3 separate regions of the Homo sapiens genome follow, and regions 1 and 2 are each linked to region 3. A link is a contact called in ENCODE Hi-C or POLR2A ChIA-PET data. All regions are on one chromosome and are shown on one strand. The core of a region is the stretch at or near the end of the contact, and the rest is flanking DNA. Distances in the headings are between cores, read along the strand shown.

Evidence for each region. Hi-C counts contacts between places; a loop is a spot of excess contacts on that map. ChIA-PET counts read pairs that join two places held with the same protein, here RNA polymerase II (POLR2A). Pooled maps may share reads with other maps.
Region 1: a pooled map shows a loop between it and region 3 (2.1-fold over the local background). The contact joins two enhancer-like sites. A Hi-C loop is called at or near these places in 2 of 50 pooled maps. POLR2A ChIA-PET finds 5 or more read pairs at or near these places in 2 of 52 experiments (activated B cell and activated CD4-positive, alpha-beta T cell).
Region 2: a map with no recorded cell type shows a loop between it and region 3 (5-fold over the local background). The contact joins the promoter of LINC02014 here to the enhancer-like site in region 3. A Hi-C loop is called at or near these places in 1 of 37 single-sample maps with no recorded cell type and 2 of 50 pooled maps. POLR2A ChIA-PET finds 5 or more read pairs at or near these places in 3 of 52 experiments (CD8-positive, alpha-beta memory T cell, PC-9 and activated B cell).

Annotation. Positions count from the first base shown.
Region 1 is chr3:129,014,597-129,017,296 of GRCh38, forward strand. The region is part of intron 2 of EFCC1 (EF-hand and coiled-coil domain containing 1); the gene reads left to right. It also overlaps a transcript of CFAP92 not described here. Among named protein-coding and RNA genes, the nearest start is that of EFCC1, 15 kb to the left of the region's middle. RefSeq lists enhancers at 1,330-1,837, 1,551-1,660, 1,681-1,730, 2,408-2,700 and a silencer at 2,511-2,670. Within about 2 kb of position 1,260, at least 23 of the 41 ENCODE cell types and tissues checked have a DNase peak (open chromatin) inside an H3K27ac peak, as active enhancers do.
Region 2 is chr3:130,093,054-130,095,753 of GRCh38, forward strand. LINC02014 (long intergenic non-protein coding RNA 2014) reads right to left here and starts at 1,251. Exons shown (of 5, transcript NR_146710.1): 1 at 1,095-1,251. ALG1L2 (ALG1 chitobiosyldiphosphodolichol beta-mannosyltransferase like 2) reads left to right here. Exons shown (of 8, transcript NM_001136152.1): 4 at 48-107; 5 at 1,350-1,460. RefSeq lists an enhancer at 1,744-1,823.
Region 3 is chr3:129,576,231-129,578,985 of GRCh38, forward strand. PLXND1 (plexin D1) reads right to left here. Exons shown (of 36, transcript NM_015103.3): 9 at 2,099-2,203. Among named protein-coding and RNA genes, the nearest start is that of PLXND1, 29 kb to the right of the region's middle. RefSeq lists an enhancer at 457-1,183. Within about 2 kb of position 1,326, at least 23 of the 41 ENCODE cell types and tissues checked have a DNase peak (open chromatin) inside an H3K27ac peak, as active enhancers do.

The DNA of each region.
Region 1 (2,700 bases), core at 10-2,509, 560 kb before region 3:
CATTATGAGGAGCTCTGGGGGTCTGGACATCAACATATGAATTGGGGAGACACAACCAGCCCATCACAGGAGACTTCTCTGAGATGTGACCCTGGAATTGAGGCCTGAGTGGCAAGGTGGGGCCATGACTTGTGTGATCCAGGGCGGAGGTGACTCCCATAGCAAAATCACAGGGCTGGGCACAAGCTTGGCTTGTCTGCACTGCCTGCACGGGGACGAGCAGGTTGGAGCCAGCCTGGATGCCGAGGGGCCAGTGAGGAGGGGCCAGTGAGGAGGAGCAGGTGAAGAGCCCTCCTCACCTGTACACACGGAGTCCTGCTAAGTCTCAGCTCCAAGTGGCTCAGACCCACCTGCTACTCTCCAGTCGCACCCACCACCCAGCCCAGCCCCAGCACCACTCCTGGACAGCTGTCCTAGCCTCCTGACTGGTGTCCCAGCTCCATCAGAACCACGGACCACACAGCATCAGGTTAATCTTTTCAACACCCAGATCCCACCTCGGGCTCGCCCACTCACAACTCTCCTGTGACCTCCTCTGGTGACCATCATGACTGTGAGTGACCAGGCCCTTTCCCATCCTCTCCTGCAGCCACACTGACCCTCCAGGGCTCCCCTTCTCAGGCCCTTTGGGCATACGGCTCCCTCCACCATCCCCAAGCCTACTCCTGACCAATCCACATTCACCCTTCAGGTCTTGCCAGACCCCAACTCTTTAGGGAGGCCCCACCTCCATCTACAGCCTCTTCCTAACGTCTTTCACGGCCCCTGGACTTTTCTGTCCTTCATGTATTTTTGTGATGACTTCATTGAGGTCTGCTCCTTCGGGGGGGGAGGTTGCGGGGTAAGCTCTGTGAGGTCAGGGGCCATGCCATTGCTAAGGACAGTGGCTGGCTCAATACTTCATCCTTCGGTGAATTAAAGAACCAAGTCAGCAGCTTGGGCTGGCAGGGCCTTAGAAGTCACCCAGCCCAGGCTGACACCCTGCACGGCGCCCCCGAGAGCTGAGTGTCCGTGTCTGCTCGCACACTCCTGTTGCACCCTTCCCACCGCCATCCCCTGCTCAGTAAAGTTGGGGGGGTTCCCGAATTCAGGTAGGGACCAGAGAGGAGTCACAGAGGACCCCTGAGGACTGTCCCCCCACCCCTTGTGATTTATTTTCCGCCCTTCCTCTGCTGCATCCCGCCCCCCTACCCCAAGCTGTTCTTCCTGCTGTTGTTCTCTTGTTTTCACATGTTGCTCTCTGTTTCCTGTAAGGCTGCTTCACTCAGGAAACGCCATGCAGCAAAGGAAGCCGCTGTGTGCGAACCTCCAGGACCTCCCAGAGTAGGTGCTGCAGCGTGGCCGTGGCCTGATGGCCCAAAGTAGCCTGGCTGGGTTCTGAGGGACCTGTCAGCTCTGCAGCTTCCTGAGACTTGCTGAGTCACTGAGCGGCTCAGAGCATAGGAAGCAGAGAGAAAAAGACAGCAGTGACATTTTTCATCTATTCCAGAATAAACTGAGCCCAGGCGGTGTAATGGGCTTTTGATGCGTCCCCCTGGCTTTGATGTGATGCCTTGACCGCTCCCTTGGTTACAGCAAGTTAACCGGTCAAACACTAAGCTACAGTTGCTGTACAGGTATTCTGCATATGGATTAAAGTCTGTCATCAGTTGACTTTAGGTAAGGGACATTATCCTGGCTGGTCTGGGTGGGCTTCAAGAGCCAAACAGGCTTCTGTGTGAAAGAGAAGTTCCACCTGTGGACAGAAGGGTGTGGAATCCATCTACAGCCAGGCCTACAAGCTGTAGCTCTTTCTGAAGGACTTTATGACAAGGAAGTGGGCTGTGTGATTGTGGGGGCTGGCTAAGCAAGCCTGAAGTCCACAAAAGGGAAGCTGGCAGGCAGGTGGAGCTCATGGGCACGCCCGTGTCTAGAGCCTCTGGGGAAGCCCATAAGCCGTGCCCGTGAGCTCCACCTGCCTGCCAGCTTCCCTTCTGTGGATTCCAGACTCATTTAGCCAGCCCCCGTGATCACACAGGCCACCTGCTTGTCATAAAGCCCTGGAGACAGAGCTACAGCTGCAGGCATGGCTGTAGATGGATTCCACACACTGGCCCCACTTCTCTGGTCAAACCCTGACTCGTACAGGGCCTGAGGCAGGAGGGGGCGGAACTGATTAAGGAACAAAAGCTAACATTTTTGAGCACTCACTGGGTGTTAGGCACTGCACTAAGGACTTTATCTGTACAACCTTATTGCACTCCCAAGCAGTGCTGTGAGTGGTTTATCAGTGATGATGCTTTATGCTGCAAGAACATAAAACCCAACTCAGAATGGCTTAAACCACAAGGACATTTATTATCTCATGTGAGAAGTCCAGGGGAGAGCAGTTCCTTGGCAGTTCAGTAAAGTTTTCAAGGACCTGATTCATCTTCCACTCTGTTTTCCTCAGCTTGTCATTTTGGCCTGTCAGCAAGGACCCCTCATGGTTGCAAGAGAGCTGCCATGGCCTCAGGCATCACTGCCATATCCACGGGTCCTCCTGGCAGACTTCCCCTCACCTCTCTTTGGCCAGAATTGCATCACATGCCTGTTTCTAAACCAATCTGAAGGAAGCTTCATGATTGAGGCTTCGTGAAGGCGGCTTCATGATTGGCTCAGGCCAGTCAAGTCTCTCTGGGAGCACAAGGCCACAGTCGGGGTTGAGCTGACAGCAGATGG
Region 2 (2,700 bases), core at 1-2,500, 520 kb after region 3:
ATTAAATCAGAAATTCCATGTAGAATTGTTTCTTTTTTTAAACACAGAGTTTGAACAACTGACTCTTGACGGACAGAACCTTCCTTCTCTCGTCTGTGTGATAACAGGTACTGCCTGGGACCCTGGGTGTCTGTTTGGTTGGGGGATGGTGGAGGGGGAGGGGCACACAGCCTTTACCCTGTGCTTCCCACGATCTTGTCTCCTTAATCCTCACTGCAGCTCTCTGCCATAGGGTCTTACACTGCTTGACATGCGGGAAACTGAGGCTCAGAGGGTTTCACAGCAGGGCAGGGAGCCCAGATTTGAATCTGTAGATACCAAGCTTTCTACTTTTTCAGTAGTTTCCAAGCATCTTTTTTTTGTTGTTATGTCATTGGTGTCTTTTTTTTTTTTTTGAGACAAAGACTCTGTCGCCCAGGCTGGGATGCAGTGGTGCGATCTCAGCTCACTGCAACCTCTGCCTCTCACATTCAAGCAATTCTCATGCCTCAGCCTCCAGAGTAGCTGGGACTAAAAGTGCCCACCACACCCAGCTTATTTTTGTATTTTTAGTAGAAACAGGGCTTCACCATGTTGGCCAGGCTGGTCTTGAACTCCTGACCTCAGGTGATCCACCCGCCTTGGCCTCCCAATATGCTGAAATTATAGATATGAACCACTGTGCCCGGCCATGTCATTGGTGCCTTAACCAAGCTTCTTTTAATTTTTCAAACAGAAGAGCCCCTGTCCCAGTTACTGCTGCTGAGCCCTTTCAAGATGATTCAGTGAGGAGGGAGAAAAGCGGAAGCGGTGTGGGAAGAGGCGGGGTCTGGGCCAGCTGCTGGTCCTGCTCTCCTCCCTCCTCTGGCCTCTAGGCTCCCAGGACTGGTTTGGAACCCGCGCCATGTGCTCTGGAGGCTGTGGCAGGGCAGGTGCGGCTTGGAACCCGCGCCATGTGCTCTGGGGGCTGTGGCAGGGCAGGGGCGGCTTGGAACCTGCGCCCTGTGGTTTGGGGGCTGTGCCAGGGCAGAGGGAGTCCTCTTGTCCCCTGTGCACAACACAGACAGAAGGCTGGGCCCACCCAGTGGGTGGTCGCGTGCCAGGCCAGTGCTTACCCCGCCTTGTTTGCAGCCCGAGGCCAGCTGGTTGCAGGTGCAGGGCTATGCATCAGGGGTCAGGGTGCACATACCCCTGCAGGTCTTGGGGCTCCTGAGTTGCTTCTGGAAAGGCCCAGATAGGGCCTGACTGCAGCTGCCGAGGGGTGGAGCTTCTGGGAAAAGGATCCCTCCTAGGGGGGAGTGTCTTGGGCCTGGGGCTATGTGGCAGGGACAGAGACGGGTTCATGGCAGTGTCTGCTCTTCTCTGTGAAGGCAAAGGGCCTCTGAGGGAGTATTACAGCCGCCTCATCCACCAGAAGCATTTCCAGCACATCCAGGTCTGCATCCCCTGGCTGGAGGGCCGAGGACTACCCCCGCTTCTAGGTGAGAGGCCAGCAGGAGGCTCAGGGAGGAGGCGGGGCCTTATGCAGGGGGAACAGGGGTGGGCGGGGTGTACCTTTTCTGAAAAGGTGGCTCTGGAGGCCACTTGGGGACAGGACCTGGGCTCTAGCTGAACTCCCGGGAGAAGGCTACTTCCTGGTGTGCCAGCCCCTCCCTGCCAGGTGGCCCCAGAGGCCCTTTACCAAGGGGTTTGAGGAAGCCACGTCCTTTCAGCCTGCCACGCCCTCCATTCAGTCCTCTTCCTTCCTGCAAGAGGGCTGGGCCTGGGGTTGGGGCCACTGTTGCCCAGGTGTGGGAGGGCAGTGGCTTTGGGAGGTACAGGGACGATGAGTCAGACAGCGTCGCCTCACCAGTGAGATGGTTCTCCTTTGCCTCCGTCTCTTTCCCCATTGATTTCTCCAAGTGGGGAGTCGTGGCTTGTTCCTGATGCGTCTCTAGAGCCACATCTTCCAGCTTCGAGTGAGCAGAGCTGTTGGAGGCTGAGGGCCTTTTCCTGGCAGGATTCTCCAGCTAGTCTTTGTTTTAGACAGTCTTGCTCCGTTGCCTAGGTTGGAGTGCATGATCTCAGTTCATGCAACCTCTGCCTCCTGGGTTCAAGCAATTCTCCCACCTCAGCCTCCCGAGTAGATTACAGGATTACAGGAGCTCTCCACAACACCTTGCTTATTTTTGTATTTTTAGTAGAGACAGGGTTTCACCATGTTGGCCAGGCTGGTCTTGAACTCCTGACCTCAAGTGATCCTCTCGCCTTGGCCTCCCTAAGTGCTGGGATTCCAGGTGTGACCCATCATGCCTGGCCCCAGCTAATCTTTAGAAATGTTTAGCTATTTGGCTTTATTTTCACACTGACAGCTGGTTTGTGGTGGGTGTGCTGTGGTTTATTATTATTATTATTATTATTATTATTATTATTATTATTTTGAGACGGAGTTTCGCTCCTGTAGCACAGGCTGGAGTGCAATGGTGCGATCTTGGCTCACTGCAACCTCTTCTTTCCCAGGTTCAAGTGATTCTCCTGCCTCAGCCTCCTGAGTAGCGGGGATTACAGGCACCTGCCATGACGCTTCGCTAATTTTACATTTTTTTTTTTAGTAGAGATGGGGTTTCACCATGTTGACCAGGCTGGTCTTGAACTCCTGACCTCAGGTGATCCGCCCGCCTTGGCCTCCCAAAATGCTGGGATTACAGGTGGGAGGTGAACCTGGGAGGTGGAGGTTGCAAT
Region 3 (2,755 bases), core at 76-2,575:
GACGTGCCCCAACGCCCAACACGGCCAGACTCTCCTGCCCCGGCCTTTGCCTGAGCCCTCCCCTCGCCTGAACACCTGTCTTCCTTTCTACCACCCAGCAAAGCTCAACACAGCCTTCAGGATCCAGCTTAAAAGCCCCCTGTTCTGAAGCCTTCCCAGATGCTGCCCTCAAATCAAAGGGGTGTGCCTCACTTGATCCTCATTCATTCCCTCAGCAGCAACTATTCAGGTGTCTGCTGGGGCACTACGAAGCTCCTAGAGCTGCCCCCATCCCTGTGTGCCAGGCATCACCCTTAGCCTCTTGCCTGGCTGCTTACCTGTCCCCTCGCCAACCGGGGACGGTCAGGGCTCGGCCGCTCTGACACCACCCCCAAGGGCAGCAGAAAGCAGCTGGAAGAGCCCTGGCCTGGGTTCAAACCCCACCTCTGCATGTCCCAGCTATGTGACCTCATGCAAGTTGACCCCTTCTCTGAGGCTTGGTTTTCCTACCTGGACAATGGGAATAGGGTTGCTGGGAAAACTGGAGATTGTGTACCTCAAGGGGCCGCACACGGTAGGGGCCTAATATGTGCTTGCTATCATTAGTATGCAGGAGGTATCCAATAATGTTTGTGTCATGAGGCTCAGTTCCCCAGGCTCATCTGGCCTTCTCAGGAGCAGCACCAATACATATTTGCTGAGTAAACAGACTCAGGTTTTGTGTATTACGCCAAGCACCCAGCCAGCTGCGTGGCAGAGCTTCCTGTTTATGTCCCTGTGGCTGGCAGATGTGACACCCTGAGGAGAATGCAGGTCAACCTCCCTGCTTCTGGGGTCCCAGCCCGGAAGCTAACACAGGAAAGTGGCTGCTGACGGGGCCAAAAGCCCGTTTTGTCCCCTGCCATGCTGAGCTGGAGATGGGTCCCTCCTCTTAGTCCTCAGCCACCTCAGAACAGCACACCCGGCCCGTCCCAGAGCTCCCCAGGGTGTAGGCTCAGCAAACAGGCCCCCACCGCTGGGCCTGACTTCAGTGTTCTAGGAGCAGGCCCTGGGGAGCAGGAGGGCAGGCGCCCCTGCAGCTCGGTCAGAGTGGAGGCTGCCCCACCACACAGCTGGGAAGAATCGGCAGGACTCAAGTCAGGCTCACACCTCCCCATCCCAGGCGCCCACGGCCCAGGGGCAGAGCCATCCTGCCCACCCACCCAGCCCCCTGGCTGATCCTGGAGGCGCTTGCCCCAACTCCTGCAGGGTGGGGCTTGAGGGCTGAGGGCAGGCCCCACCCTAGCCCTCCCAGAGCTCCAGCCCCTGCCACGAGGCTTCCCGACACATCCCAGATGCCCGGCACGTGGCCACCACGTGTGACAGCTCTCACGGGCCTCAGCTCCTCCATGGAAGTAACAGATGGCGAGTTCCAGGGAGGTGGGGAGGGGGGTGGCTGGCACGCCTCCAGGACTCGTCAACGCTTCCCACCCAGGACGCGCCTCCAGGAGGGGTCCAGAAAGGAGCTGCGTCCCCAACCCCCAGCCCAGATGGTGGGGGCGGGGCTAGTTGCAAAGACGAGCACTGGTTGGGGAGTCCAGAGCTAAGCACAAGTCCAGCCCTGTGTTGTGTGATCTGGCGTCATCTACTTTTCCTTCCTGGGCCTCATCTTCCCCATCTGGACAATGGGGAATGGGGTGGCCAAGGGGTTCTCTGGTCATTCTGCAGGGAAGACATGGAAGCCACCCACGGGGCAGTGGGCTCGGCGGTGGGTGGGTGTGTCCAGGGTCACAGCTCAGGCTAAGGGAGGACAGGATAGGGCAGCGTCCACCCTCCGGCTGTGGCACGGGGCAGGAGAGCCTGGGGGCACTGGCTTTCCCTTGGCAGCTGTTGGCCCCCAGCTGTCCCCCTTGGCCTGGCCCTCACCACTTCCTCTTCTTGCAGCCCCGTGCAGTCAGAGTGGGGCTTCCTCATGCAGAAGGTGGAAACTCAGAGAAAGAAAAGCAAAGCCCACACAGGTGCGAAAGCACTGCAGTGGGCCCAGAGCAGGGGTCACACCAGGACATGGGGGCAGTTAGTGGCCTGCGTGCTCCCCGGCCTCCTCCTGGCCCCACCCGGCGCTGGCCTGGCTTCTACTTACCTGGAAAAAGGCAGTGTTGGCCAGAGGCACCAGGATGTTCTGGGAGCCACCCGTAGGCACGGGTGCCAGGGGTGAGAGCAGGGTCCGGGGGCAGTCCTGAGGGCTCTGCAGAGGAAACAGAAGGAGAGGGTGACACAGGGGCATTTCAGAGAAGAGGCAGGAGGACTCACTGCACCCCAGCCTGCCTGGTTCAGTCCTGCCTTCCTGAGGAGAAAACACTAGTCATTCAGTCCTAACGGCCACCAGCCCCACCCCGTGCCTCCCACTCGCCACCACCCTCCATCCTATGGGCAGGTCGCATTGGCCCTGTTTAAAGATGAGGAAGGTGGGCACAGGCAGATGGCATAACCCGCCCAGTGGTGGGGCCAATTTCCTCCATGAGTGCTCCCTGGCCTCAGACGAGGCTGGGAGGCTGAACTCCAGGCCCAGCTCCTCCCTGTCTCTGGGCCTCACCTTTCCCAATAGTAGAACAGGGGGGCTGCACCCACTCCCTGAGATGCCCCCAGGGCTGAAACTCCAGCTTCCTGACTGACCCGTGTTAAGCGATTCAGAAAAGAGAAACCTTGGGCTTCCAAACAGCCCATAGGAAAGGCACAGGGAGGGCTCTGAATACCAGGAGGACATTTCAGAGGGCCAGATACCACCGGTCTCCAGGGG